Regions from separate parts of the Homo sapiens genome. Here regions 1, 3, 4 and 5 are each linked to region 2. Evidence: chromatin contacts called from ENCODE Hi-C or POLR2A ChIA-PET data. All regions are on one chromosome and are shown on one strand. The core of a region is the stretch at or near the end of the contact, and the rest is flanking DNA. Distances in the headings are between cores, read along the strand shown.

What was found. A loop is a pair of places that touch in the nucleus more often than their neighbours do. ChIA-PET counts read pairs that join two places held with the same protein, here RNA polymerase II (POLR2A). Pooled maps may share reads with other maps.
Region 1: a map of Caco-2 shows a loop between it and region 2 (2.7-fold over the local background). The contact joins the enhancer-like site here to the promoter of LINC01182 in region 2. A Hi-C loop is called at or near these places in 1 of 168 maps with a recorded cell type or tissue (Caco-2) and 3 of 50 pooled maps. POLR2A ChIA-PET finds 5 or more read pairs at or near these places in 1 of 52 experiments (activated CD4-positive, alpha-beta T cell).
Region 3: a map of mammary epithelial cell shows a loop between it and region 2 (16-fold over the local background). The contact joins the enhancer-like site here to the promoter of LINC01182 in region 2. A Hi-C loop is called at or near these places in 4 of 168 maps with a recorded cell type or tissue (IMR-90, MCF 10A, OCI-LY7 and 1 more), 1 of 37 single-sample maps with no recorded cell type and 10 of 50 pooled maps. POLR2A ChIA-PET finds 5 or more read pairs at or near these places in 2 of 52 experiments (BJ and WTC11).
Region 4: a loop to region 2 is called in a map of mammary epithelial cell, with 6 times the contacts of the local background. The contact joins the enhancer-like site here to the promoter of LINC01182 in region 2. A Hi-C loop is called at or near these places in 8 of 168 maps with a recorded cell type or tissue (Calu3, HCT116, IMR-90 and 5 more), 2 of 37 single-sample maps with no recorded cell type and 15 of 50 pooled maps. POLR2A ChIA-PET finds 5 or more read pairs at or near these places in 3 of 52 experiments (AG04449, MCF 10A and PC-9).
Region 5: a map of PC-3 shows a loop between it and region 2 (8-fold over the local background). The contact joins the enhancer-like site here to the promoter of LINC01182 in region 2. A Hi-C loop is called at or near these places in 7 of 168 maps with a recorded cell type or tissue (HCT116, MCF 10A, PC-3 and 4 more) and 4 of 50 pooled maps. POLR2A ChIA-PET finds 5 or more read pairs at or near these places in 1 of 52 experiments (PC-9).

The regions. Positions count from the first base shown.
Region 1 is chr4:14,025,997-14,031,555 of GRCh38, forward strand. No RefSeq gene overlaps it. Among named protein-coding and RNA genes, the nearest start is that of LINC01085, 83 kb to the right of the region's middle. Within about 2 kb of position 2,940, at least 2 of the 41 ENCODE cell types and tissues checked have a DNase peak (open chromatin) inside an H3K27ac peak, as active enhancers do.
Region 2 is chr4:13,652,817-13,657,723 of GRCh38, forward strand. It overlaps LINC01182 (long intergenic non-protein coding RNA 1182), which reads left to right and starts at 2,363. Exons shown (of 4, transcript NR_121681.1): 1 at 2,363-2,535. RefSeq lists an enhancer at 1,888-1,937.
Region 3 is chr4:13,916,596-13,922,089 of GRCh38, forward strand. All of the region lies in intron 3 of LINC01182 (long intergenic non-protein coding RNA 1182), which reads left to right. All of the region lies in intron 3 of LOC107986182 (a long non-coding RNA gene), which reads left to right. Among named protein-coding and RNA genes, the nearest start is that of LINC01085, 190 kb to the right of the region's middle. Within about 2 kb of position 4,021, at least 5 of the 41 ENCODE cell types and tissues checked have a DNase peak (open chromatin) inside an H3K27ac peak, as active enhancers do; they include IMR-90 and mammary epithelial cell, where a contact is called at or near this core.
Region 4 is chr4:13,986,692-13,991,711 of GRCh38, forward strand. No RefSeq gene overlaps it. Among named protein-coding and RNA genes, the nearest start is that of LINC01085, 120 kb to the right of the region's middle. Within about 2 kb of position 2,385, at least 7 of the 41 ENCODE cell types and tissues checked have a DNase peak (open chromatin) inside an H3K27ac peak, as active enhancers do; they include IMR-90, PC-9 and mammary epithelial cell, where a contact is called at or near this core.
Region 5 is chr4:13,964,260-13,969,869 of GRCh38, forward strand. No RefSeq gene overlaps it. Among named protein-coding and RNA genes, the nearest start is that of LINC01085, 140 kb to the right of the region's middle. Within about 2 kb of position 2,017, at least 2 of the 41 ENCODE cell types and tissues checked have a DNase peak (open chromatin) inside an H3K27ac peak, as active enhancers do; they include PC-3, where a contact is called at or near this core.

The DNA of each region.
Region 1 (5,559 bases), core at 1,690-4,189, 370 kb after region 2:
GAGTTTATACTTTAAAAGTGTCCTATCTGCTAAATGTCAACCTAATGATGAATGAGAGTAGCCCAGTACTTACAACCTGGCTGACTCTGGGCAGGACATTTTCTCCCTTTGCTGCCCATAACAATTCTCTAATGAGTCATCTATAAAATAGGCATAATTAATATCTTATCTGAGAGCAGGGACACAGATCAAATGACCTCTTGGAAACTTTTCCAGCTCCAAGGCGTAAAAGTCCGAGGAAAAGGTAGTGTGTTGTAGAGCAGTGATTTGCAACGTGTGGCCCCCGATAAGCCATATCAGCACTACCTGGGAACTTGTTGAAAAGACACATTCAGCCCTCACTCAGAGACTTATTGAATCATAAACTCTGAGTGGGGCTAGGCAATCTCTGTTTCAACTAGCCCTCTGGGGGATTCCAATACGTGCCCAAGTTTCAGAAGCTCTGGTGTAGCTGAGCATTGAGCCAAACCATTTAGACTCTCTGAGCCTCAGTTTCTTCATCCATTGAAATTATATAACTCCACTTCTTTCAAAAGATTGTCATGAGTTTCAAATGATATAAGAGCACCTAAGACACAGTAGGTACTCAATAAATGTCAGATAAAGTTGAAGGATAAGAAAGGTTGGAAAGGAGAATGAATAAAAAAAGAATGAGAACTCAGTCTTCATTTTTTCCTTAAATAACATCTTTAACATTATATAATTTGCAATTTGCATGCAAAACAGCCCACCCCAGGGCATCATAGAAGCCTTGAAAAATCCAATATTATGCAGACAGCCAGAGATTCTGGCTGCTAAACCAGGCTTAAAAACTAATTTTCCCTCTTTAAGGAAGTGACATTTGCGCATTCAACACAGCAGCCATAAATTTAGGCTTTCTTACCACCCCCTGCTGTACATGAGGTTATTATTTTTATTAATAACAAAGCTATTTCATTTTGAGTATGTGGAGCTCTTTTTGAATCTCCCCTTTTGGCCACACTATAGTTATCAGCAGAGTAAATAGCTCATTAAAAGAAAAAAACAACAAAAACCTAAAACCATTTTTAATGGTAGGAATGTGATTAGGGCATTTAATTAGACTCCAACAAGTACACTTTCTGTTAATAATTGAGGATACATTCCACGTCAATTAAAAAAGGATTAACAGCGAAGGTTTGGAAATTTGAACTTAAACGGAGCCTGAATTTCAAAGCTGTTTTTATTTGCAGGGTATTTCAGGGGAAGTGTTCAGAGGAAACAAAAACAGTGCTGCTTCTCCTTGGGAATTTTGTAGATATAAAGAAAGCTTCTTCATCCCCACAGGTGGGGCATTGCTGATCTCCTTTGATATTGTAAGGGACTGACCCCTGAACCTCAGGCATGGGTTCGAAAGTACTGGAAAGGAATATTTAGGTGGGACGGAGATTGGTCAAGTGGCTTCAACTGTATCCCTTCCTTTTGGTGCTAGGCCTGTAACACCTGCTTCTCCTACCTCTCCAAGACTTCAGAGCAGAGCATTGCCTTTTAAATCTCCGGTGCCAACTCTGATATCAATTTCTTCCTTTCTCATGACCTGTTGCACAGAGATTTTTTTTTTTTTTTTGGTCATTGATTTGATGTAAAAATGTGAGTGTGAATTAAGGAAGATATTGTGGTCAAAATCCCCCAAAGAACTTGAATTCTAGAGACAGTGATATTCATGCAATCAGAGGTGAAGTACCTCCCATATCCAATCGAGCAATGAAGGTCATGAGAAAGATGGTGACTCTTCAGTCTTCTACCTCAAGGACGTGAGTCTAGCTTGAAAAAGAAGACAAAGCTGAATAGCAGGAAGCTAGGTATTAGAATGTAGAAAATAAATGAGAGAAAGTTATCAAAGAGGACCAAGATCATTTCTCCATTCAATAAAGATTAAATTTCTACTATGCGGCCAGGCACTATTCCCCATGGAGCCTAACATGAACACATTTTTATTGACCTCTAAGTTAATGATAGTATAAATAACCTAATATAAGGGTGGAGGGTTAAGTTCTTGCCATTTACCAAAACCTTTCCACCTTTTAGCACATTTGACCACCATGAGAAGTTAGCAAGGTAGATTTTGCTGTCCATATTTTAGAAATAATGAAATCGAGATCTCTCAAGTAACAAATGTGTAGACTTGAGAATACCAACTCAGATCTCCAGATTCCTATTCCAATGGTCATTCCACTTTACCCTTGGAGTTCCCAGGATGATTCAAGCCTTCTTTGAATAAGCTTGGAAAGTAAAAAGGGGAATTTATGCCTTCCCACTTGTAGAAAGCACTGAAGCCCTGTGTGTAAACCATATGCAGTGGTCATATACTGTTGTAAAGAAGAGTGATATATAGATGTTGAAATTCATGACTTTATTCAAAATACTTGTGGAGCACTTACTAAGTGGCAAGCACCATGCAAGATGCTTTTAAAACAGAAATGCCATGAGTACAAGGTAGCATGAAAGGCAGACTGCAATGTCACTTAGGTAAGAATGAGATGGTACATGCAGAGCAGTACAGCCCATGTTCCTGGAGGCACATGTCTGAAATTCAACGTATGGAGGGTGGTTTGGAAAAGACATGCACGAAACAGAAATGAAAATGGATGCCTGAGTGACCGAAGGGAAAAGAAATGTTGGTGAAAAATGTGGGATTAAAAAAGCAAACAAAGAGAAGCATGGCAATGCGTGGACTGATGTGGATGCTGAGCCACAACTTGAGGCAATTGACTGAAGGTACCATTCAAATTGTGAGAGCCTGAAGTTCAAAAAAGCTGAGATGAATAAATAAATCCCTCTGTTCTCAAGGAGCTCATAGGCTCCCCGAAGGAAATCCAAGAATCAACAAACATCTGTAGTATGTGGAGTCTTCACCAGGCTTCGGGTATCACATTTTAAGCAAGTGCTTTCTTAGGAGCTCAGCCGGGGGTGGGGTTGCTTCTGGGCCAGGGGTGGATTTGTTTGGTGCTGGCCCTGCTGGGCCTATTAAACTGAAGTTGCAAACGCATGAAGTTGAAGTGTGAACGTACTCCCACTCTGAGCTGCGCTATGGTTTCAAGAGGACGACTGGCAGCCCCTGCTATTCTTGGCTGCGGGGACTCTCTCCTACACGAAATCTCCCGAGGAACATTATGTTCTAGCACGTTGTAAATGAAGGCAAGAGAGCATTTAATGACACTCAGGATTCAAATAACTTTGTCTTTTGTGCATACGCAGAGCATTAGAGGAGGAGAGAGACAGGAGGGGCCCAAGGCTCCCTCCCAACCCATGCTACCTGAGAGGGGAAAAATCTAGTAATGGTGATTGTTTGGAAAAGTGATACAAATAACTCTTTTTGTCCTTTTCCACCCTGGAAATCTCTGCACCTGTGTCTAGTCATCAGCCCCGAAGACTTTCTCTCCTGTTTGTCTCTATCTCTGAATTTCTTTGCCTGTGTCTATTTCTAATTCTTTCTGTGGCTCTCTTTTGCTTCTATTTTATTTTAGCTCTGTTTTTCTGTCTCTCCTTTTCCTTTTCCTTGCCTGTGTTTCTGTGCGTGTTCCTCCTTTGTTTATGTCTCTCGAATTCTCTGTGATTCTATGTCGGTGTTTCACTCTCTGACTCTCTCCTCCGTTTCATTCTATGCCTCTCTCTGACTCCCTACGACCCTCTGTTCCTGCCTCTCTCTGATCATCTCTGTGTTTATTGCCTCATTTTCTCCCCTCCCCTCCCTCTCTTGTTCATCCTCTCCCTCCTACCTTGTTTTCTTCTCTTAGTTGCTACAGGATTATTGGAAAAGGTTGAACAGCTGTCACCCAGATCCTGAGAAACTGAGAAGAAGCAGCATTACTCCAGTGAGAAATTATGGTTTAGGTCCAAGGAAATATCATGAGATTTCTTTCCTTGCCTGCTACCCTATCCCTTTAAACATTTCAGTAGCATTACATCTATGCATCTGTGTTCCAGCATCCTAGAATGGCAGAGCTGAAAGGATCTTCAGAACATGTAGACAAAGCTGCTCTTCATTTTTCACATGGAGAAACCAAGGACCCAGGAAGAGGAAAAGATCTATTAAAGAGCACACAGATAATTTATCCCAGAGTCAAGACTGGAATAAAAAGGTTTGAATGGCAGGTCAAAGAAATATTTGATTCATTAAGCTTTCTGTCAAGCATCCAACAAATATTCAACAAAATTTACTATCTGCAATATATTATACTAGGTTCTAGGACAAATGGTGTGTTCTCTCAGAGGCCCACAACCTATGTGAAAACCCTAGGTGCTAGAGTGTTAGGGTTCATAGAAATAACAACCTATTTTTCCACTCCTGGATTTAAAACCACATGAGAAAATAAAACATGAGAAAGATAGGGATCAAATTATCACTAAATGATTGGCTAATGGCTTTAGAGCTCTAGCCAGGTAAGTGTGTTAATATCCTCTTCCTTGAGTATACATTTAAGGCCATTCCAATTGAACTGAAGTTTAGGTCCATTTGGCAGACACAGGCGAGTGGAATTATCACCTCATGACTGATCTGGAAAGAAAGGAAATGGGCGACTGAATCCCCAAGGCTTGCAAATTCTTGGTGGATTAGCTACACCAAGAAAGAAATGTGGACCAGTGGCTAAGCACCCCCTATGACTTGTGGGGAGATAAAGCAGAGAAACTCCCACATGGAACTGGGAGACTGGGGGACAGTGGAAGAAAGTGAAGGCCGGTACTCCTCCTGACACTTCCTTGATGTTTCAGTTCTCTTAACCTATTAACTTAACCCCTGAGACCGTGGTCAACCAAGAGTAAATCTGTCTCCTTTGTGGGAGGAGATCCACAGCCCATAGAGAGAGTCTGGCTACCATCTTCCTGGGCCAACTCCTAAATATATGCATTCTGGATGGTGGCAAAATCACCACTAAAAGTGATTCTTAGGGTAGTAAAAATTAGTAAAAATAATCTTTAAGCATTATCATAGTTTTTAGTGTTCCAAAGCTGAACTCTACCTGACAACATAAACAGATATATAGTATGTCTGTAGTATTAAAATTTCATGGGTCAGGTGGGACAGAAACAAAATCTATAAAGCTCCTATGGGATATTGCCTTCATTGAGAATACATGTGTTATGGATCTGGCCCAGAAGATGACTGTGATAATGAAAAAAAGATTGAGAGAAACGCCCTCATGCTAAACTTGTCTCTGATGTATATGCTCCTGGGACCACAAGTGAGTATTTCACCTTTTGCCACAGAAAGCTCTGAAGTCATAAACCAAAAGACCGAAAGACACTTCTATCCAGTAAATAGTACCAGCCCTGATAGCTTAAGAGAAGAAAAGGAACTTTGCTTAAGTTGTGGGTTAAACTACTGAAAGCTTATCTGAACATTTTGGTGAGGAAGAGAGATTCTGAATAAGGAAAATGGTGTATCAGCAGCTTCCTGCCAAAGCAGTAAGGGATGATGCAGTAAGAGGTGTGACTCTAGGAATGGAACATTAGAAACCTGGGGAAAGATCAGGCATAGACTAGGGTAAGATGAATGAGGCATCTAGAGTATAAAATGTAAGGAAGGGTAGGTAGCTACAT
Region 2 (4,907 bases), core at 1,113-3,612:
ATAGCATTTACCTTAAAGAATTGTTATGAGGACTAAGAGAGGTTATGACTTTGAATTCTTGGCACATAGTGAACTCTTAATTAATGGTAGCAATTATCACACTGCTATTCCTCCCTTTAAAGCTCATTCATTTAAGTGCCAACAGAAATTGTCATATCCTAGAGAACTTCTATACTGGAACTTTTTCCTCTGTAGAGAAATACTTGTTTATCATTTGTTTCCAATACTTCAAATCATTCCTTTTCAGGTCAAGGCCTCCTTCTAATCTCTCCATTTTCCTCCAAGATGGCCTGGGCCAAATTTAAGGGAAAAATGTCTTGAGCAGAGTAGCTTGGAGCATTCTCATACCTTGACTCTTACTTAAAGAAAGGAAGAAGAAACTTTGGGGCTTTGATTTGGTTTGAAAAGGAGGAAGGGAGGTGATATTGAGCACTTATTTTGAGCACTTATTTTGTACCAAGTGCATAGCAGGTGGTCTATTTTGTTTCATTCTCTCAAGAATAGTCCCTGTGAGGTGGACTGTTTATTATCACCTCCATCTTGCAGATGAGAAAGTGGAGACTCTAAGCTGATAAAACCCTTTCTTGAGGTCATACAGAGCCAAGATTAAAATATTAACAAAAAATAAAATTCTAGAGCCCCTCCAAGCATCTGAATGGACCCCTTCTTGGCCAGGGCACTCCAAAGTTAACCTGAAAAACTGGTTCAGGCCATGACGGGAAGGGGTGTCAGACATGTCTCGTTATACCCTACTCTCTTTAGGAATTCAGGAAACGTGGCCAGCATTTAACATCAACACAGACCTTAAGTCTGATAAGAAACATTTACATTCTATTCTCTCTGAAGCCTGCTACCTGGAGGCTTCATCTGCGTGATAAAACCTTGGTTTCCACAACTTCTTATTGTAACCGAGACATTTCTTTCTAGAGATAGTAACTCTTTCAACCAATTGACAAATCAGACAAATTTTAAATCTACCTACAACTGGAAGCAGACCTCCCCACTTTCCCTTTTCTGGACTGAAACAATGTATGTCTTAAATGTATTTAATTGAAGTCTCACGTCTCCCTAAAATGTATACATCTAGGTGACGCCCCAATCACCTTGGGGTCATGTTCTCAGGATCTCCTGAAGGTTATGTCATGGGCCATTAGTGACTCATATTTGGCTCAGAATAAATCTCTTTAAATATTTTAGAGTCTGACTCTTTTTGTCAACAAAAATCACATCTCTGTCTGACATTGTCGTGATTTGGGTTCTTTCAAAAGCAGATCCTGAGACAAGGGTTTGAGTGCAAGTGGGACTTTGGAGGTGTATTTATCTTTTTAAAAAATTTTTTTTTGTGCCTCTCAGCTCTGAATGGACCCTTTATTAATTTATGCTCTGGGACTAACGAAGGCGTGCCTTTGAGCCCGTCTCCTTTAAGTGCGCGCGATGCTAGGCTTCCTCAGTAGAGGGCGCCGGAGGACACCGCAGCTGGAGGAGGGTTTCCGCCGGTTGTGCGGGGACCGCGGCTCAGTAGTGTGGGTGGACGAGGACAGCGGGTGGAACTGGTCCTTCTGTGACTTTGCAGCCCCGGCTTGGTGATAATTTTTGTGCAGGCTTCTTGACATGGAAAGCAGAGCTCCCCAGCACAGAGTGAGCCTCCGAAGGGCTCCTGCCCTTACCGGTGCCCTACCCTCCCTTTCCCTGCTTGCTACACTTGGGTCCGGGACTCAGCCTCCCTTTGCAAGCTTCTGCTCGGCCTGTGTGCAGCTGCACTTAGCTGGCAGGGTCAGGCGTTGAGTAGCCGCTCCGCTCCTTCTGCAGCCTCCTGCAGCCCCCGCCAGCTCCCGGGCTCCATCCCTCACCATCAGTTGCTGATTGGCGCCCCCTGCGTGCACAACGGAGGCTGGCTGCACCTGGAGGTTCCCAGCAATTCCAGGCCGGCTCCAGCCTAGCCAAAGCAGCTAACTTCTCTGCTGTCTCGTGGGCTGAACCTCACCGTTTCCCAAGAGGTCTGAATCCTTCTCAAGTTCGTCTTTTCCTAAGTTCTCCCTCGTAGCTCTAGGTTGCTTTGTAGAGTTTCCTTATATCTATACTCTTCATTGTAGTTAATGACTCTGTGTTACACTTGTCCTGTTGAACTTACTGTGTAGTTTCTGTCTCTTGACTGGATCAAGGCTCTCACAGGAGTCAATCCCAGAAAAATGATGAGACAGTAGGGAAGAGAGAAAAGCCAATAAACAGCATGTTAATGAGTAGGTCCCACCTGGGGCTCAGTCGCACTGGTGTCCCTCTGAGAGTATGGGCACCACACACTTTGGCATTGCCCCAGCAAGGCAAGGGGCAAGCAAGGGAGCTGGGTGTTTATCTCCCAGGCATTGCTTGAGGCTTGCTCTTGGGAATGGTAGCTCCCTGGAACTTCTGTCCAGCCTGCATATCTGGACTGTGCAGGGGATACTTCTATGGCCAGAAAAAGCCCTTGGGCAGAGAGAAGCAGGTTCTTGATGCTGAGATGTCTGCGTGCTTGGGAGTTGACCACTGCAGCTGCAGGTGACCTCTGGGGTGGGCCAAGGGGATGTAGGTGGGCAGTGATACATCTGCTACAGACATGTTGCAGGATGCAGGGCAGCAGAAGGAAACTGATCAGCTGGCTGCCAATGAATGGCCCAGACTGATTCAAGGGTAAATTTGCTGGAAGAAGTCCGTTGCAGAAGATCAGATGCTTTCCTGACTGGTGTAATTTAATTGTATGGTCAGTGTTTGCTATGGATAATTGGATTTTTCTTTGACCTTCACAATCTTGCTGGCTCTCTGTCCACACTGAAAGACACTTTTCTAACTCTCTCAAATGCAATAAGACTAACCTTGGCTTCCATCAGGAACTCATGGGCTTGCCATTTCCAGGAGGTGCCGATGGCTGTGGTATCCAACCAGCAAACGGCAGTGGTGTTTGTATTTTCCATTTTGCCCTTTACAAGAACATTTCAGCTGAAGCAAAAGGCTTTTTCCTTTACCCTGGGTTTTTTAATAGAAATCTTGGTGGCATTAAGCACTTTTAATTCTGAGCACTAGCCTGTAAAGTTCAAAGCTCTGTTCTGCTCTTGAACACAGCGGATACCAAGGCGAGAGATTCTAATCACAAGGAATACCAGAAAAAAAAAAATAAGCAGGAGACAAGTTTATTACGAAGGGTTGTGAACAGTATTTGTGATTAATGTGGAATGAAAAAGGTTATTTCTACATTAAAATCATTCACATTTGCAATAATTTAAACAATTTATCTGGTTTCCCCAAGTGGGGATGTGTTCTTTCCACATATAACATGCTCAGTGAAGGAAGAACAAGGAAGGTTACGCTGCCCTGAAACATATCTGGGAGAGCTTTTCGGCTCTGGGAGGATCACCAAGTTATGTTGTTAAGTGACAAAAACAATATCCGGAAGAGTGTCAAACAGCTAATTATTGTGTAAGAAGGAAAAAAAGAAGACTACATTAGTCACATTTACTTATATTTATATGAAAAGCTAATAAAAGTAGCTAGGTATACGTAAGGCAGTCAGAAACAAGACTTTTCAATTATAACTTTTATATCATTTTAATTTAAAAGTTACGCTAATATATTTCCTGTTCAAGAAACAAATAACAACATGCCCAGTGGAAAGCATCATCATTGTAATAATGTCCTAAGATCATTTTTTATGACCTTTGAAGGTAACTTAGGATAGGAAAATGCATTCCATAAAATTCAGCTGCCTGCACATAGTGAATCCTTTGCAAACCCTCGGAATAGGCTGAGGGTTTTTATATGACCATGGAATTTTTTTTTTTTTTTTTGCATCTTTGCTGCTATTCGCCATCCAGGCAGCAGGGGGAGGTGTTTCTCTGTTTTTCTTTGCGCCGCCCACGCCTTCTCCCCAACTTCATATGCAAAACTGACCAAGAATTCTCTAATTCAAATCTATGCACGAAAGGCACCACATTTTCTAGATTCATGTTGTTACTCTCTCATATCCCAAATCTGGGAGACTTGGAGCTTCCAGCAGGCTGCTAATGATTTTTCAAAAGGGGCCGATTGTTGGATTTGCTGGTGTAAAGTTTGTCCTCCCTCTTCTCTGTGCCCCTCCTTGTCACTCCACTCAGCCTTTATACATCACTTGCCATAATCGAGTCATAGAAAACGAAACTTACATTATGGAAATTCACAGCCTTTTTTTTTTTTCCACTTTGTAGATGAGACTCAGGATTTAGAAGGCAAAACAAACAAACAACCAAACAAATAAAAAAGGGATTTATTTTGGACCTTCATAAATGGTGCCAAAGTAAAAACAAACAAACAAAAGGTAAAAGAGGAAGGGACTGTTAGATGAATGTTTATCTCGGCGCCTGGTACCATACCTGCCTTACACACTCACAACGCAAGGAAGGGTGTGTCACCAGAGCCATTTTGCTAAGGAGGAGATTAAAGCTCAGAGGGGCTGAGCAACTTGCCCAAATTTATGTTGCTAGAAAATGATAGAACTGGAATTGGAAGCCAGACTGTATCTAAAGTAGAAACGTTTAAATATTTTCTTCCTATACCACACAAAATAAGCAGAAGGCAGTGTCTCTCTCTCTTTTGTCCCTGTCTGCCCCCCACAGTCTCTGTACCTGTTTTCCCACAAGGGTGTACCACCTGCTCCCTACTCCACATCGCGTCTATAAAGAGAGAGAAGGAAAAAAGGAAGTCGCTTCAAGAGCTCCCCAAATGCTCAATGGAAGTTGCTCTTTGTTGTACATGGGCAGCGATTTCTTTAGAAAAAGTAGTGACGTAGACCTGCCCGAGGTCAGCGATTCCTAGAGCAGTGGACTTGGGGAAGTGCCAGGGAAGCATTATGTTGTTTAAAAAATTGTTTTGGAGCATGTGCTTGTGCGTGTGTGTGTTTC
Region 3 (5,494 bases), core at 2,771-5,270, 270 kb after region 2:
CAGGGCTTTAAACCTAAGCCATGCTCTTGAATCCAACTTTGATTAGGGATCTACAGTGGAACTGTCACAAGCCCGAAAACCTATAAACTAAGCAGTAGATTTCCATTTGACCATTGTTCGTTGGGTGTAAATATCAAGCGGAGGTGAGGAGGGAGGCTGGACATTACTCTGTCGATGCTGGGGATTGAACAGACAATCTGTGGGAAATTTGGTGCTCTTCTATGGCTTGGCTTTGGAATAAGCTTCCATTTATTCCACTGCGTTACATTCTCCCATTGGTCCACATTAAGGTGCTGCTGTAGGAACTTGAAGCTTTTGCAATAGTGTGGATGGAATTCTTATGCTTCTCTTTCATCCAGAACCAGCCTCCTTCTGGACCTGGGATTATGCAAAGACAGATAATATGCAAATGAGATCATATATTCCATTTCTTTTTGGGCCAGTTGGATTTAACCTAGTGCATGTTATACCAATAAGCACCACTAAGTCTTTGTATAATCCCTCTTCCTCCTGATGGAATCTATGATCTATGATCTCATTGGTACTAACTCTAACAAGCCTAGGATATTCTGGTGGAAACCGGTAGAAGTTACACAAGACTGAAAACTTAATGACCTGCCCTTCCCACCCTCCAACCTCTTCTCTCTAGGGGAAAATAATTCAAATTGTTGTGGGAACTTCAACCCTTTTTTTCCAGTGTCTCATAGGAGGGGACTGGGCAGAATATCATGATCTCTTTGCTTTAAGGAAGTAATTCTTTACCAATGTGAGCATAATGGTTTAGTGAAGTAGAACTACTGGTTTAAGGAAGGGGGAGCATAGCATAGTGATTAAGGACATGGACTTTGCATTCAGATAAATTAGGGCTGAAACCTGGCTTGATTAATAACTAGCTGTGAAACCTTGGACAAGTTATTTAATCTCTTTCAGTATTGTGAATATTCTTTTTTAGCGGTAAAGGAGGGATAATTATAACTAACTCATAGAGTCATTATAAGAATTAAATGAGATAATGTAAGCAAAGTTCTTCAGCACAGGCCCTGACACGTGGTAAGCTCCCAATATATGGTAGCTACAATACTGTCTCATCATTGTACTATAAACACATTCTGTCTCCTAACGTGATGGGTTAAAATGGAGCAGGAAGAACTAGGGCAAGCAAGGACAATGGATCACAGTCAGGTGTCAACCCCAGGTAGGGCCTGGGTGAAGACCTAGGGTCAAAGAGGGGAGGACGTTCAGGACACAATGAACTATTCTCAGAGAGATATCTGCATCTTCCCTAAACTCACCAAAGAGCCTTGTTCAGGGGCTGGGTGGGGATACACTTGGATACTGGAAAAGGCAATAGATTTCATTTGAGAAATGGGTTTTCATTACTGCCTTTTGTCTAATTTGCTGGGCTCCTGTGGCAGATTGCAAAGGTGGTTTCAATTCTTAATTTCTTTAGCCTTGTCTCTGCTATGTGACTTTGCAGATCTTCATGCTAAAGATGGACTCTTTTACCCATGTCTTGAATCTGGGCTGGCTCTGTGATTTGTTTTATCAAGTCACTTCAAGAAGTCATGGTTTCCTAGTTCCAAGTCTAGACTTCAAGAGGCCCATGTGTTTCTATTACACTTACTCTCTGTCTCTCCATCCTGGCCATAAGAACATGCTGGCTGTAGCTTGCTGAAGGATGAGAAACACATGGAGCAGAGCTGAGTCATCCCACTGGACCCAGCAGAAGCCTGAACTGATCAGTGGACTGTGAGCCATTTCTGAGCTATTTGGCTGATGAGCACAGATGAGCAGAGCCAACCGGCTTTAACATCCTCGATGCATGAACAATAAAGGCTTATTGTTGCATGAGGTTTTGTGTGGTTCATCTTATATAGCATTGCCATGAAGACAGATAACTGAACAGTTGCAATATTGCTTCATTTTATTTATCATTTTGAATTCACTCATTCACTCAACAGGCATCGAGTATCTATCATGTATCAACGCTGGGCTAAGCGTTGTTGGGGAAACATTGTTTGGTGGTAGCAAACAATAATAACAAAGCAGACAAACAACTGTCTCGTTTATTCACCAATATATCCTTCTGACCTAATAGAGTAAGTTGGCACTTAGTAGATGTTCAATAAACATTTGCTCTCTTATGAAGACATAATGATGCAATAAACATATGTTGTTGTATGTGAGTGTAGTATGTGTGTGTCTGTGTTCCAGATAACTAATTAAATGTGTCATTAAAATATCAGGCCCATTTTCCTTGCTGTCCTCTGGAATGGCAGAAATAATTTCCTATTCTTTTCTCCACTGTCTTTTTTTTTCTTTTTCTTTCCCCTCCTACATTGTCAGCAGCAGAAACTGCAGTGTGCTGTTAAACTTATCTCTGTAATAGAATGTAGATGTGTAAATCAAAACAGCTTCTAACGGGTTGTCTGCAGTAATAAATGCTACGGAGGCTGCCCAACTGGCAGTGTAAGAGAGATTATACAAACTGCTGCCTGGAGAAAACATAGCATCATGAATAAACTCAGCCTTGAATTATTTATATATTTTAGGCGGTTTTTTTCTCTCCTCAATCCACAAGGCCTGGGAATGATTTTCACTGGGAGCTGAGTGTCTGAATTTGGCTGTAAAAGGAAAACAGTTGCGGTATGTCTTAGTCCAAGTTTCAGGGTGAGGATAGCATCATGTTACGTGAGGAGTCAGCAAGGCTGGCAGTGCAGTGCAGTGAGAAGATACCGCTGAGAGCTCAGAAGAGGACAGTTCGAATCCTAGGAAGTTGTGTCTCCAGGGGCTTGTGGGCTTTGTGGACCACCTTGGACCCACACAATTGGATGGAGGGCCCCAGGGCCCACCTCCAGCACTTCTACCAGAGGATGCTGCGTCATTCTCTTTTATGAGGTAGATTTCAATCTAAGACTTTGTTGTGGAAAAAAAATGGTTTTATTATAAAAGGAAAAGTTTGGAAATCAATGGCGTTACTAATCTTTGAGACTCTATACAAGTGAGCTTCACCTCCTCCTGCCAACTAGAGACTCTGGGGACCCTTTAAAAACTGTTAATGCCAGGGTTCTAATCTTTATCAATTAAATTAGAATTTCTGGAGATGGGGGTGGACATCAGGATTTTAAATGTATCCAGGCGACTCTGATGTGCAGCCAGGGTTGAGAACCTCTACTTCACACCCTTCATTCATCTAACAGGACAAATATTGAGCACCTGCCACCAGCCACGTATTCAGCAGAGGATGGAGGATAAAGTGAAGAATGGGACAGGCCCAATCCTTGCCTTCATGGATTTCTCCATTTAAGTAAACACACAGCTGAAATTTGGAGGGATATATCTTGATACAGGAATATACAATACTATGACAGTAATAGCAGGATTGATAATAAGCATTGTGATAATATTTATTGCTGGGAGAATGTTGTTTTAGTCTTTTTAAAGACTCACGCATTGTGCTGAATGATTTGTGTGAAGTATCTTATTGGACTCTCATTCCAAGTCTGTAGTTAGGTACAGTTACTATCTTTGTTTTACAAATAAAGTACATGAGGCCCAGAGAGAGTAACTTGCCCAAGTTTATATAGCCCATAAAGGTGGAGTCTGGGGGAAGGGGTGCCCTGCCCCGACTTAGCAAATCAGGATGATGTCTCTGTACTTCTTGACTCTTTGAGTACACTTTGGAGCTGCAGAGATTGGGGAGCTGAGTGGATGTCAGAGTGTATGTTGTAGAAGAGAAGCTGATGTTTTTCAAAGCATTGCATCAGCATAAAGCAGGGCCTTGCACGCATACATGTGTGCACACACACACTCAAAAAGTATTACCGGCAGAAAAGATTATGAGACAACACTTTTATTTTACAAGTGAGAAAACAGAAGCAGAGAGAGCTGATGGCACAGGCACAGGCTTTGCCATGCTGGGGATGAGATCCAATTCTTCTGATTTCTTCTTTGAGGGCTCTTTAACTCACCCCGCTGTGACTCAGCTTTCACAGGGTGCTCTTCTGGCTTACAATCCCAAGGTTCGAGGGAAATTCCACCCGATTTCACCAAATACATTTTCACCTGACGTTGCATAACGAAGTCACCTGAGCTTGCAGTGATTCACTCTGCAAGTACCTTGATTCACCCAGCCCACACCTCAAATTTTTGATGCCCCATTTCTTCCCATAAGCAGGCATTGTGCCTTCAGTAGGTGGTGGAGAACTTGTCATGAGAATGCTATAATCCTTTCCACATGTTTGAAATTGGTACTTTTCTAAGTTCCTTAGCAACCATTGTCTCATACAATCTTTCCAAGAGTCCCGTCAATAGGCAGGAAAGTTGCCATTATCAACCCATTTGGGAGATGAACTTAACTTGGGCTCAGAAACGACCTGCCTCAGGCTCCTCCTGGGAAGTTTATGTTATTGTTATGGTAACAGGATGATGGTCACTACTAAGGAACTCCAGCCACATCCTCACTCGCCCTCACACAATGTCTTCACAGTCCCATCTGCATTTGCTCCAGCTGTGTTTCCACCAACAACCTCAGTGCTGGTTCCTCCTTGCTGAGTCATTTAGGCTGACTCATCTTCTGGACTCCAGAGATTCCCTAACTGCATGCTTCAGTTAGGGAAAGGTATGTTTGTGTGTGTGTGTGTGTGTGTGTGCATGCATGTGCATGTGTGAGGTGGTCCTTATTAAATTCTTATCAGAACACTTCAGAATATTTGAACTGGCCACGACCTGATTGCTTACTGATATCTGAGTGTCCCTTTTCCAAGATAGAAATGTAGTTCCTTGCTCTTTTCCAAATCTGATTTGCAATAGCTGCTGCTCCTATAGATCCAGTCATTTTCCCCTTTTTTCTCTCTTTTCATTTATTGATTCCTTCTTCTTCTAACCACCACCAACAGTTTAGCCAAGATAATGTAAACATTTCTCTAGAGTCTGGCCCAGTCAATTCTCTTAGAGGCTCATATTGTCCTTAAAATCTAAATGATGCAATGAAAGAGAACTTTGTTTCTGAGCAGTTCCTTGAAGACTATTGCTTGAAGACTTCATCCAAGTTGAAGCTTTGGAGAACCAAACTGCTCTCCTGAGACCCTCTCCCTCTCTTCAGCAAAATCAGAAGCTCCCATTGCCAGAGTCAGGATGGGTACAGCAGCCATTCTACTCAGCAGATCTCATGCTTAGTAGGGTGAAGGCCAAGAGCTAATCAGAGGGAATTTGGGGACTTGGACTTGGGCCAAATGGGGGCTTTCAAGTAGCCCTGTTGGGAAGAAAACATACATACCAGGCTGTGTAGAGAGTCAGCAAATAGTTACTCAGAGACCCAAGGTCAATGCTGGATCCAAAGAGATTGCAAGGAGTGAGGCTGATTGGCAGCAATTGTCCTGGAACTAGGCAGGTTTGAAAAATACTCTGTTCATTTTATTCTGTCCCGTTAAACTGAAAGCATTTTTAAGCTTGTGGTTTTGAGCAGCACATCTGGCATGATTAAAACCTGGTC
Region 4 (5,020 bases), core at 1,135-3,634, 330 kb after region 2:
CGTCACAGACTGTCATTGCTGCAGGAGGCCTTGGAGATTATTTTCTCTGGATGTTGCCAATCTTGAGTCTCCAAATAGTCGACTTCCAGCTGTTTTCAATATTCAGAAATATCTAGTTAAATCACAGCACTGTTTGGTTTGTACAACTCAAATATAAAGTTAAACAATTATTACTTGATGAGTATAATTTGTCTAGTAGAGAGACCCATGGTGGGGTAAGTGGAGAAGAAAAAAATTTTTTTGGTGAAAACTCAGAAATAATACCAATTTGGTCTTGTTTGCTCTTTTATAGATGACTCAACTGATGTCCACTGGGAGGAAAAGTGAATGTAGATTAAGGTTTACCGTGAATACAAATTAAGCTTAGGTTGCCTAACTATTCTATCTTTCCAGAGAGTGGCAGAACAATCATTCATGGAGAATTTATTGTTACTTCCAATTGAATAGCACTGGCTATTAAAAGTTTCTGCTTTTCTGTAGTTTTTAACCTTTGGTTCAAGTTCTCTGGAGCGTCACACAATGGCTCTTGTTACTATTACAAGTGATGCCTTTCAGCCATGGGGATATGAGAGTGATGGGCTCACTGTTAGATATGCCAGCACCAGGAAAGAGGTTATGGCCATCTTCATGCAGACCATGACTGATAAGTCAATTGTTTTCCTTAACAAGGTCTATGAGCCATGTGCAGTGGCTTATGCCTCCTAGCTCTTTTGGAGGCTGAGAAGGGAGGATTCATTAAGCCCAGAAGTTTTAGAGCATCCTGGGCAGCATAGTGAGACCCCATCTCTTAAAAAAAGAAAAAATTTAGTCAGGTGTGGTGTCATGTGCCTGTGGTCCCAGCTACTTTGGAGGCTGAGGCTGGGGGAATCCCTTGAGCCCAGGAGGTTGAGGCTGCAGTGAGCGATGTTTGTGCCACTGCACTCCAGCCTGAGTGACACAGTGAGACCTGTCTCAAAAAACTGAAAACAAACACACACACACAAAAACAACCCGCATGAGTCTCTCTGTCATTTGACGCTGTTTGCTGCTTCTGCCACATGTCTTAGAGCTTTGAATTGCAGATGTACTTAACTACCTGAACTTCTGCCTATGTCCTGGGTTCCTTCTTTCTAGAGTATTCTCTGTCCTACTCTCTTCCCCAGATTTACTTCCTCTGGGAAGCTTTCTACCACATAAAATGACTGGATAAGTTCCTCTAATACCTGCTTCAATTGTACCTTGAGTGTTTTCTTGTATATAACATCCAATTATTTTTAGCGACTCATTTCTCTCTCTTATTACTAGGACTGTGTGTTCCTAGTGGCCAGGAATGATATTTTACTCTTACTCTCTTAGCCTTAAGGTCTAGTGCTTGACTGAGATACATAATGGGTTTCTAGTGAAATGAATGACTGGATAAATGAATGAATACATTTTGCAATAACACAATTTTAACCTCCTTGTCTTTTCCTTCATTTACTCACCTAGAGCTCTGCGTAGCATTGCAAAGCCCCTTCCAGTGTCTTTTCCAAGCCCATGCATCAACTCGACTTATACTCTTTCATTATCATGGCAATAGGAAGTGGGAAGTTTAGAAGGAAGAGAAATGGGATGAGGGAGGGAGGAACAGAGAAGGAGTAGCCAGGAAGAGGTAATCACATCAGAATAAAAAAGTTTATTTCATTGATGAGGAAACTGAGACTGAGAAAGGAATGTGACTTACGTAAGTCACACAGGAGAGACCAAAACCTCGTTTTCTGGCTGCCGACCCTATGCCTTTCCACTGTATATGAATATTTCAGCAAGTGCATCTGCCACACACAGACAAAGACATACTGGTTCATTTCCAAAGACAACAATCTCATTGTCAGGGTCATGGGTTGAAATTTAAAGAATTATTCCTGATTTCAACACAGCCTCTCACTTGGAGCAATGACTCAGGCTAATTTTGCAGGCGGCATGTTTTCCTTTGAGATTTCTCACCCGATCTGTTCCCCATCTCCTAGATTGCATAAGGGTAATGATGAATTCCTTGACTGGATCCCAACTTCCCGAGGCTCAAAATAATCACTGTTCTGTTTTCCATGGGAGATGAAGATATATATTAGGATTTTAACATTCTTTGAATATCCACTTTGAAAACAGGAGACATCCGCGGCAGGTGGGGCTTGCAAATGATATTTCTAATCAGATGTTCATCCAGAAAGTAATTAACTTTAGGAAAGTAAAGGCCCTAGAGGCTTCTGAAAAGATTTCCTTACTCTCAATTCTCCCTGAGCATTGCTTGATATTTGCCTCCCCCTGAGCTGTAGAGCCCAAAGGGAAGATGAGAAGCAAGTCCTGCTGATATGGATGCGGATCACATTTGCGTGACTCAGAGCTGTGGGGTAAGAAGCCTTTCTTCCAGCTGTCCTCTCACCACCCCAACCCCAGAGCCCTCAAGGTTGTGTTTTCTCATGTTTGTGAATTGCTCAGAGCTCTGCCAGGCTTTTCAGTTTTATCTGGCCTTCTGCCTTGGCTGCCTTGCCTCTCCTTTTAGGAAATCCAAGGGTGGAGAAATGAATAATCTGTTTCTGAAGTCAGAGAGACATGAGTCTAAGCCCTGGGTCGCCACTTCCTAGCTGGGTAGCAGTGGGCGAGCTGCAGCCTCTTTCTGAGTCTCTGTTTCTTACTGATGACCTGGGTTATTAGAGGACCATTGAGACAGCCCACCCATAAACTCCTAAGAAAGCACTCGGCTTGATGCCTACTTCCTAGAGGTTTCTCAGCAGTGTTCCTATTATTGCTAGCTCCATCCTGTCTTTTTGTGATAAAACCATGTTTGGATAGAGTTTGGCTAGTGCGTTAGTTTCCTAGGGCAGCTGTAACAAAGTACCATAAAGTGGGCATCTTAAGACAACAAAAATGAAATGTCTCACAGTACTCAAGGCCAGAGGTCCTAAATCAAGGCATTGGCAGGGCCACGCTCCCTCTGAAACTTGTAGGAGAGTTTTTCCTTGCCTCTTTCTAGCTTCCGGTGGTTTGCTGGCAATCGTTGGCATTCCTGGGTTTGCAGCTGCTTAACTCCAGTCTCTGCTCTTGTTGTGACACGGAGATCTCCCCATGTGTCTCTGTCTTCACATGCCATCTTATAAGGGCACTAGGCATGAGCTCATCTTAACTAATTACATCTGCAACAGCCCAATTTCCAAAAATGGTCGCATCTGAGGTACTGGGGACTAGGACCTCAACATATTTTTATTGTTGACACGATTCAGCTTATACGAGGTAAATACTACATTATATGCTAAAATATTTTAGTCTATTTAGTCAGTGTAAAATACAAACTTCTGTCTTGATTAGATTTCACTTGGGAAATGTATAATTTATTTGGCTTCATTAGTCTACTTTTTCGTCTTTCTCCTCTATTCCAAGCCTCCTAGCCACTCTTCTCACTAATCCATGATTCGCTCAGCATCCAGTGTTCTCTCCCTAATATCTTCTCCTTTCTAGAACAATCATCTGTCCAGATCAGTCATCTTTTTTTTCCTAGGATGAAGGTCAAATTTCTCACCTTCACACAAATTCTCTTTCAGGAGCTGCCCCTCATTTACCTGTGGGGTGACTAACTGTCCCAGTTTGTCCTGGAATGCCCTGGTATTAGCATTAACATTTTTGCACCCTGAGAAACCCTTCTGTCCTGGACAAGCCAGTTTTCACCCTGTTACTTTTCTGCATGTTTTGGCTACAGATACTCTCCGGCTATTACAGATTTTGTCTTTCCACATGTGTGTTGCATTGGCATTAGCTGTTTGCTCATTGTGCTCTGCTGCCAATTACATGTTTCTTAGGGGATTGAAATCCAGACAAATCTGGGTTTGAATTTCAACTCTTGTGGCCTTAATAAATGCATACTTTATCAGTGTCCATCAACATCAAAAAAAAAAAAAAAAGCAAAAGGGGCATAAAACTATATATCCTTTGGTTGTAGTGAGGGTAAATTAGATATGATGAATAAACCACCTGGCAGAGTGCCTGACAGATACTGGGTATTGCAGAAATGGTAGATGGTTTTTCACTGGTTGGTATGTGTGTATACTGCAGCACAACTGTGTTCAGTAAGTGCTTTCTGAATGAAAGCTCAAAGCTCCAGAGCTCGAATCTCTTGAGCAATGATCTTCCTATCTGTCATTTTCTCTCTCTGACTTAAATCTATTCTCTCAGAGGTTAGCCTTACTAAAAATTTGGTTCAAAGCCTTGCCAAGTAATGTGAAATATGACAGATGTATTTCCTATGGATCTTTTACTCCTGGAATTTTCCATGTGTCAATAATTTCCTACCCTCCAGTAGATTTTGATCTAGCCAGATTCCTTGCCTGGTCCATGAAGGGAAAACAGAAAACTGAAAGACCTTGAACTCCTTCTTGTACTCCAGTTCTCATGAACTCAAAACACAAACTCATTTAAAGTTAGTGTGGCATCATCAGCTGAAAGCTGAGAGTAATTTAAAGGCTTTTCTTCTCTATCAGCTCCCTGAGCCCCTCCAAACAGAAGCATTTTAAACTGATGCCTCTTGAGAGTTCTGTGTATGGAGTGCTGAGAATGAATGAGATTGTCTCCCACCCCAGAGGGTAGCAGAAAAATTCTGATTGTGGCCAACTATCTTCAGCTTCTGGTTTTCCCTAAGATCCTTATTGTAGGGCCACTTGTTCTTTTTATCTAGTAGGTATTTGATGTCATGATGAGATTAATAATTCACAGAGTCTGGGCAGTATTTTTCCACTGAAGGCTGCGTGCAGAAAAAAAGCAGAGTGCTGGCAAAACCCGAGGGCTCCTGACGAGGTCAGATGCCTTGTGCTTCAGCAAGTGCTCAGAATCCTCAGTAACCCCTTCCTTGCTGAAAATGACACATAGAAAGGCAGGGATTTTTAAAGGACTTTTTGCTTTCTTGGCTGGGGTTAAAACGAGTTCAATTAAATAGACCTCTAGAGATGGCCGAACAACAACAGTGACAAAATGTAAATAAAATTTTAATTATCACTTCCAAATAATAATTTAAGAG
Region 5 (5,610 bases), core at 767-3,266, 310 kb after region 2:
GTATTGCCTATACAATTGACCCTTGAGCAACAGAGATTTGAGCTGTGTGGGTCCAGGTATAGGCAGATTTTCTTCTGCCTCTGCCACCCCGAGACAGCAAAGACCAACCCCTCCTCTTCCTCCTTTTCAGCCTACTCAACATGGAGACGATGAGGATGAAGACCTTTATGATGATCCACTTCCACTTAGTAAATAGTAAACATTTTTTCTTTATGATTTTCTTAATAATATTTTCTTTTCTCTAGTTTACTTTATTATAAGGATACAGTATATTAATACATATAACATACAAAATATGTGTTAATGGACTGTTTATGTTATTGACAAGGCTTCTGGTTAATAGAAGGCTATTAGTATTTAAGTCTTTGGGGAGACAAAATTTGCATGTGGATGCTGGACTGTGCAGGGTTTTGGAGTCAGTGCCCCTAACCTCCATGTTGTTCAAGGACCAACTATATCTACTATTTGTTGGAGCCCCTGTCCCACTTGTCCTTGTCATGCATTACCTCATTTGTCCTTCTCTGTTGAATGTTCCATAATTGCACCCTATCAAGCATGGATGTTACATACTAAGTTATCTTTTGGGAATCAGTGTCAACATAAAAAAAGAAAGAAATGTCAATGTCAAGAAAAAAAAAAAAAGGAAAAATCAGCTTGTCCCCAGTATATGTTAGCTTGGAAGCACAAAACTCCATTTGATATTTTCAGTGGGATGTCATGGTGGCGGCGGTCTGCCAATATTGGCATTTGAGCTTCCTATTTCTACCCTAGAAGTGGAGATGGAAATCAAACCAAACCAGCAGGCTAGTGTAGCATAGGACAGTGTCATTCACCATTTAGTAAACAATCAAGTACTTATTGTAAATATGGAACTTGCACTGGGGATTGGTCTGGAGCAGATGGGGACAAGCGGAAGCAACAGAGTGATTGTAATGATTACAGGGAGGGTTACAGAGGCAAGGGCCTGGGCATTTTTTGAGGAAGGAATCATTGGAAGTCATCTGTTCACTTGGTCTTTAGGAGATCTGAGCTCAAAAGGTGGTTAGAATTTCTAGTAATGAATAGCCCATTGCCAAACACCTCTTTAGGCACACTGGACACCTCAATATCTCCAAAGATATTTTTTCATAATTTATTCATTTTATTCATGCTGTGACCTCCTCCTGAAATGGCTTACTTCATAATCTGTTTCTCTGAGTCTTTCAGGGCCCAACAAAAAAATTAAAAAAACTTATATCAGGGGTTTCATCTTCTCTGATTTCTAAGAAAGCAAATTGCATAGTGCAGGGCAGGAGACAAAGGCGCTGGCTTCAGACAGATAACGTTGTGAGCCCAGGCTCAGATGTTTTATATGCTGACATGATAGTTAACTTTCCTTAGTCTCAATTATCTCTTCTGTAATATGGGGATGACGGTGATAATAATATCTTTTAGGGTGATGGCCAGGATTAGAGAGGTACTTCTAGTAGCTGCCATATAATGGGACATTGATAATTGATAGGTATTTATGGGACATTGATAATTGATAGCTCTTTTGTATCAGTGCCGCAGTCCAGCATAATTTCATTCCTCAGGATTCCTTTAATGGCATCATATAAGTTGCAGTCATTGTAACTTTTACTAGACTGACCTTGCTTCCTGATTTCTAGTCTCTATCTTAAGTCATAGCTGTAGTTACATCTATATGTATCTTAATGTCCCAAGTTCCTAGATGGCAGAGATTAGCTTTAACAGGTATTGTGCAAAGGTACCCAATAAATGAATGCCAAACAAAATAAAAAAAAGAGAAATATCTTTAAGTGATTTTTAGCTCTACTGGTTTTGTAGTTTTATAAGGTTTTAGCAGATAAATTAAAGCTTATTTTTATGATTTTTAATTTTGCTTCTATAGAGCACTTCTAATAGATTCTTTTCCATGACATCATTTTTTTAATATGCACAAACATCACCTCATTTGATCTCCTTGGTTCCTCTACAAGGCAGATATTATTGGTATTTCCTGATTATAGTTCGTGAACTGAGGCGCCAAGAGGCAACAGAACTTCCCAGTCATAGCATGGTGTACCGGGAAGCAGGCATGAGAGCTGATGTCTGTGCTCTGCCCTCTCTCCTGAGCTGGGCTGACTCCCTCGAGAAAGTCCTAAGAGATAATGGATGTGAAAATCCTCTATAGACTCTAGAGTGGAATATGAATGTAGGGGATTATTGCTATTATTTCTAGGGCAGGCAAGCTATAACCTCTTGTGGAACCATTTATCAACCAGGAAATCCTGTTGCTGTTCATTGAATTGTACCCCTGTGACCCAAAAGATAATGTATTTCCCAATGTAGTTAACTTAATACTATTGGCTGACCTGTACCTTCAACTGAGCTGGGTGAGTAATATTTAAATGCGGAGCCTGACAGCTCATAACCCACGGCGGCTTACTCCCCCTGTGGCAAGCTGCTGAGCCAGGGAGGGAAGAACTGTGGAATGCGGGGATGAATAAGGAGAGAGGGATGGTGTTCCTCCAAAAACAACCCATGGCTTAGATTTGTTTTTGATAGTTTGATGAAAGGAACATGTTTGTTCCTTTTGGTTATCAAGAGTGCTCCTTGGGCTACCTCCCACAGATACCCTTGGATTGTCAATTTCAGCTGCTCTCACACTGGGTCAGAACCATTCCATGTTGATTTAAAAACCCAGTGGGGGATCCTCTGACTGGCATTTGATATCATGGTTCAACAGCCTGCTGGATCCTCCATATGCCTGCAAAAAGGAAAATGCTTGCTGGACACTTCTGCAGGCCAGAGGCAGTGGGAGGGGAAGGGAGAGTTTTTTCTGCTTTAATCTCTTAAATACAGAGCTGAAAGTACAATTGAGTCATACAATTAAGAGTATGTTTAAAATAGAAGGGAGTTTAGACATCAATGCAAAGACCCTAATTTTATAGACAAGGAAATGGAGACTCAGAAGGGTGAGCAATTTGCCACACAACTTGATGCCTAAATTCACCAAATTTAAATGAATGATTCATCTAAATCAGTTAGATGAGACATTTCTTATTCCCAGTTTCCAATTCTTTTTGCTCTATCATGCTGCCAACTACTAAGGGTGACATCTGCCCAAGCCCATGTAAAAGTGACCAAAAAGGGCAGTCCTTGGAGAATTATTTTCTCTTTTGTGTTCTAATAACCATCAATCAATCAATGAACAGACATGAGCTTTACTCTGCACCTGACACAGAGCTTGGAGCTGTAAAGGGGAACCTAAGATCTTCTCAGTGAAGTGACAACTTCAAGTCATGCTAAGATAAACTAGGCATGGTGACTCATGCCTGTAATCCCAGCACTTTGGGAGGCCAAGGCAGGTGGATCACTTGAGGCCAGGAGTTCGAGACCAGCCTGGCCAACAAGGTGAAACTCTGTCTCTAGTAAAAATACAAAAATTAGCCAGGCATGGTGGCAGGTGCCTGTAATCACAGCTGTTCAGGAGGCTGAGGCAGGAGAATTGCTTGAACCCGGGAGATGGAGGATGCAGTGAGCCAAGATCACACCACTGCATTCTAGCCTGAGTGACAGAGTGAGATTCTGTCTTAAAAAAATGATAAAAAAATGAAAAACATATTAAGAGAGTGACCAACTACCAGTATAATTGTTGAATAATGGGTGGAACACACTATATTATTTGGGTATTAATTTAGGCCATTGCTTCTCATGTTTTTCAAGGTTGATACAAAACCAAAAAGAGTGCTTTGTTTCTGGACCTTTGGGTAGAGAGGGCAATAACTAATCATGACTGATTCTCTGTGGGTTCTGAACCAAGTAAAAAATAGCCCCAGGAACCAGATAATAATTCTAAGGAAGCCAGTTTTATTGCCAGCAAAGCTGCAGTTGGACAGTTGAACTTGGCACCACGGCTGAAATGGACCACGTTACCCAATGCAGGACCTGGAAAAAGCATATCCCACGGGGGCAGGATGCAGAAGACAGCTCACATGTGACCCTGATGAAGACAAAGGTGGGAATTAGAGAAGACACAGAGTTTGGGCTCCAGAAAGGGAGAGGGAAAGAAGAAAGGAAGAGATGTGTTGTCCTGTCCTAGTAAGACAAGCCTCACCTCCTCGTGAGAAGTGGAAAGGACAAGGAGAGGATGAACATTCCTATTGCAATGGCCAAGGAAGGATCATGCAGAGAGGAAGAAATGTTCTCCTATAACTTTAAGAAACAAGAGTGAGTGCAAGCAAAATGCAGACACAAAACTACTGAGTAGGTTGTGGAATCTATGCTGCAGAGATGGAGAGAGGATATAGGATCCTCCATTTTTGTTTTCTATTTTAACTTTATTCTTGCCTGTGGTAAAATACATATAATAGAAAATGTACCATCTTGACGCTTTTTTAGTGTACAGTTGACTAGGATAAAGTATATTTCCGTTGTTGTGCAACCAATCTCCAGAACTTTTTCATCGTGCAAAAGTGAAACTCTGTATTTATTAAACACTAACTCCTCATTCCTCATTTTCCTTAGCCCTGGTAACTATCAGGTCTCTATGAATTTGACCACTCTATGTACCTCTTATAAGTGTAATCACACAGTATTTGTTTTTTGGTGACTGGCTTATTTCACTTAGCATAATGTCCTCAAGTTTCATACATTTTTTAGCGCGTGTCAGAATTTTCTTCTTATTTGAGGTGGAATAAAACCACATTGCATGAATAGGCCACATTTGGTTAATCCATTCATCCATCAGTGGACATGTGGGTTGCTTCCACCTTTTGGCCATTGTGAGTAACACTGTTAGAAATGTGGGAACATAGGTATACAAATATCTCTTCAGATCCTGCTTCCAATTATCTTGCATATACACCCAGAAATTGAACTGTTGGATCAAGTCCCCGCAATTTTGACAAAAAAGCTTGATGTTCTCAAAAGATTAAGTAGAATTTGGGGACCAGAAATCTACAGGTTTGCAGAGTAAGAATGGATGTGCTCTGCTTTCCCAGGGGATGAGCGACCAGGTTTTATTTATTTATTTATTTATTTTTGAGACAAGGTCTCACTCTGTCGCCCAGGCTGGAGAGCAGTGACATGATCTCGGCTCACTGCAACCTCTGCCTCCTGGGTTCAAGTGATTCTTGTGCCTCAGCCTCCCGAGTAGCTGGGAATGCAGGCGCATACCACCATGCTCAGCTAATTTTTGTGTTTTTAGTAGAGATGGGGTTTCACCATTTTGGTCAGGCTGGTCTCAAACTCTGAGCTCAAAGGATCCACCCACCTCTGCCTCCCAAAGTGCTGGAATTACAGGCATGAACCACCATGCCGGCTGTGACAAGGTTTTAAATAGCAGTAAGGAAGGGTTAGGGAGGCAGTATGGTCCTTACTATGGAGTAGCCTCCAGAGGTTATGAAAAGAGCCTGTGGCCTTGGCTGGTATGAGAGTAGGAGGGAGAAGGATTCCTGCCTCTCTTCAGATGGCAAGGGATGAGAATGTGGTGAGGACTCAAATTTGTACCCAGGAGTGTGTTTTGTTTTTAATTCTTATTCAAAGTAGGGTATACATTTGCTTGCAAGTGAAGGGTAGGGATATAGGATGTAAAATATCTTTTGTTTAACACAAAGAAAGGAGGGG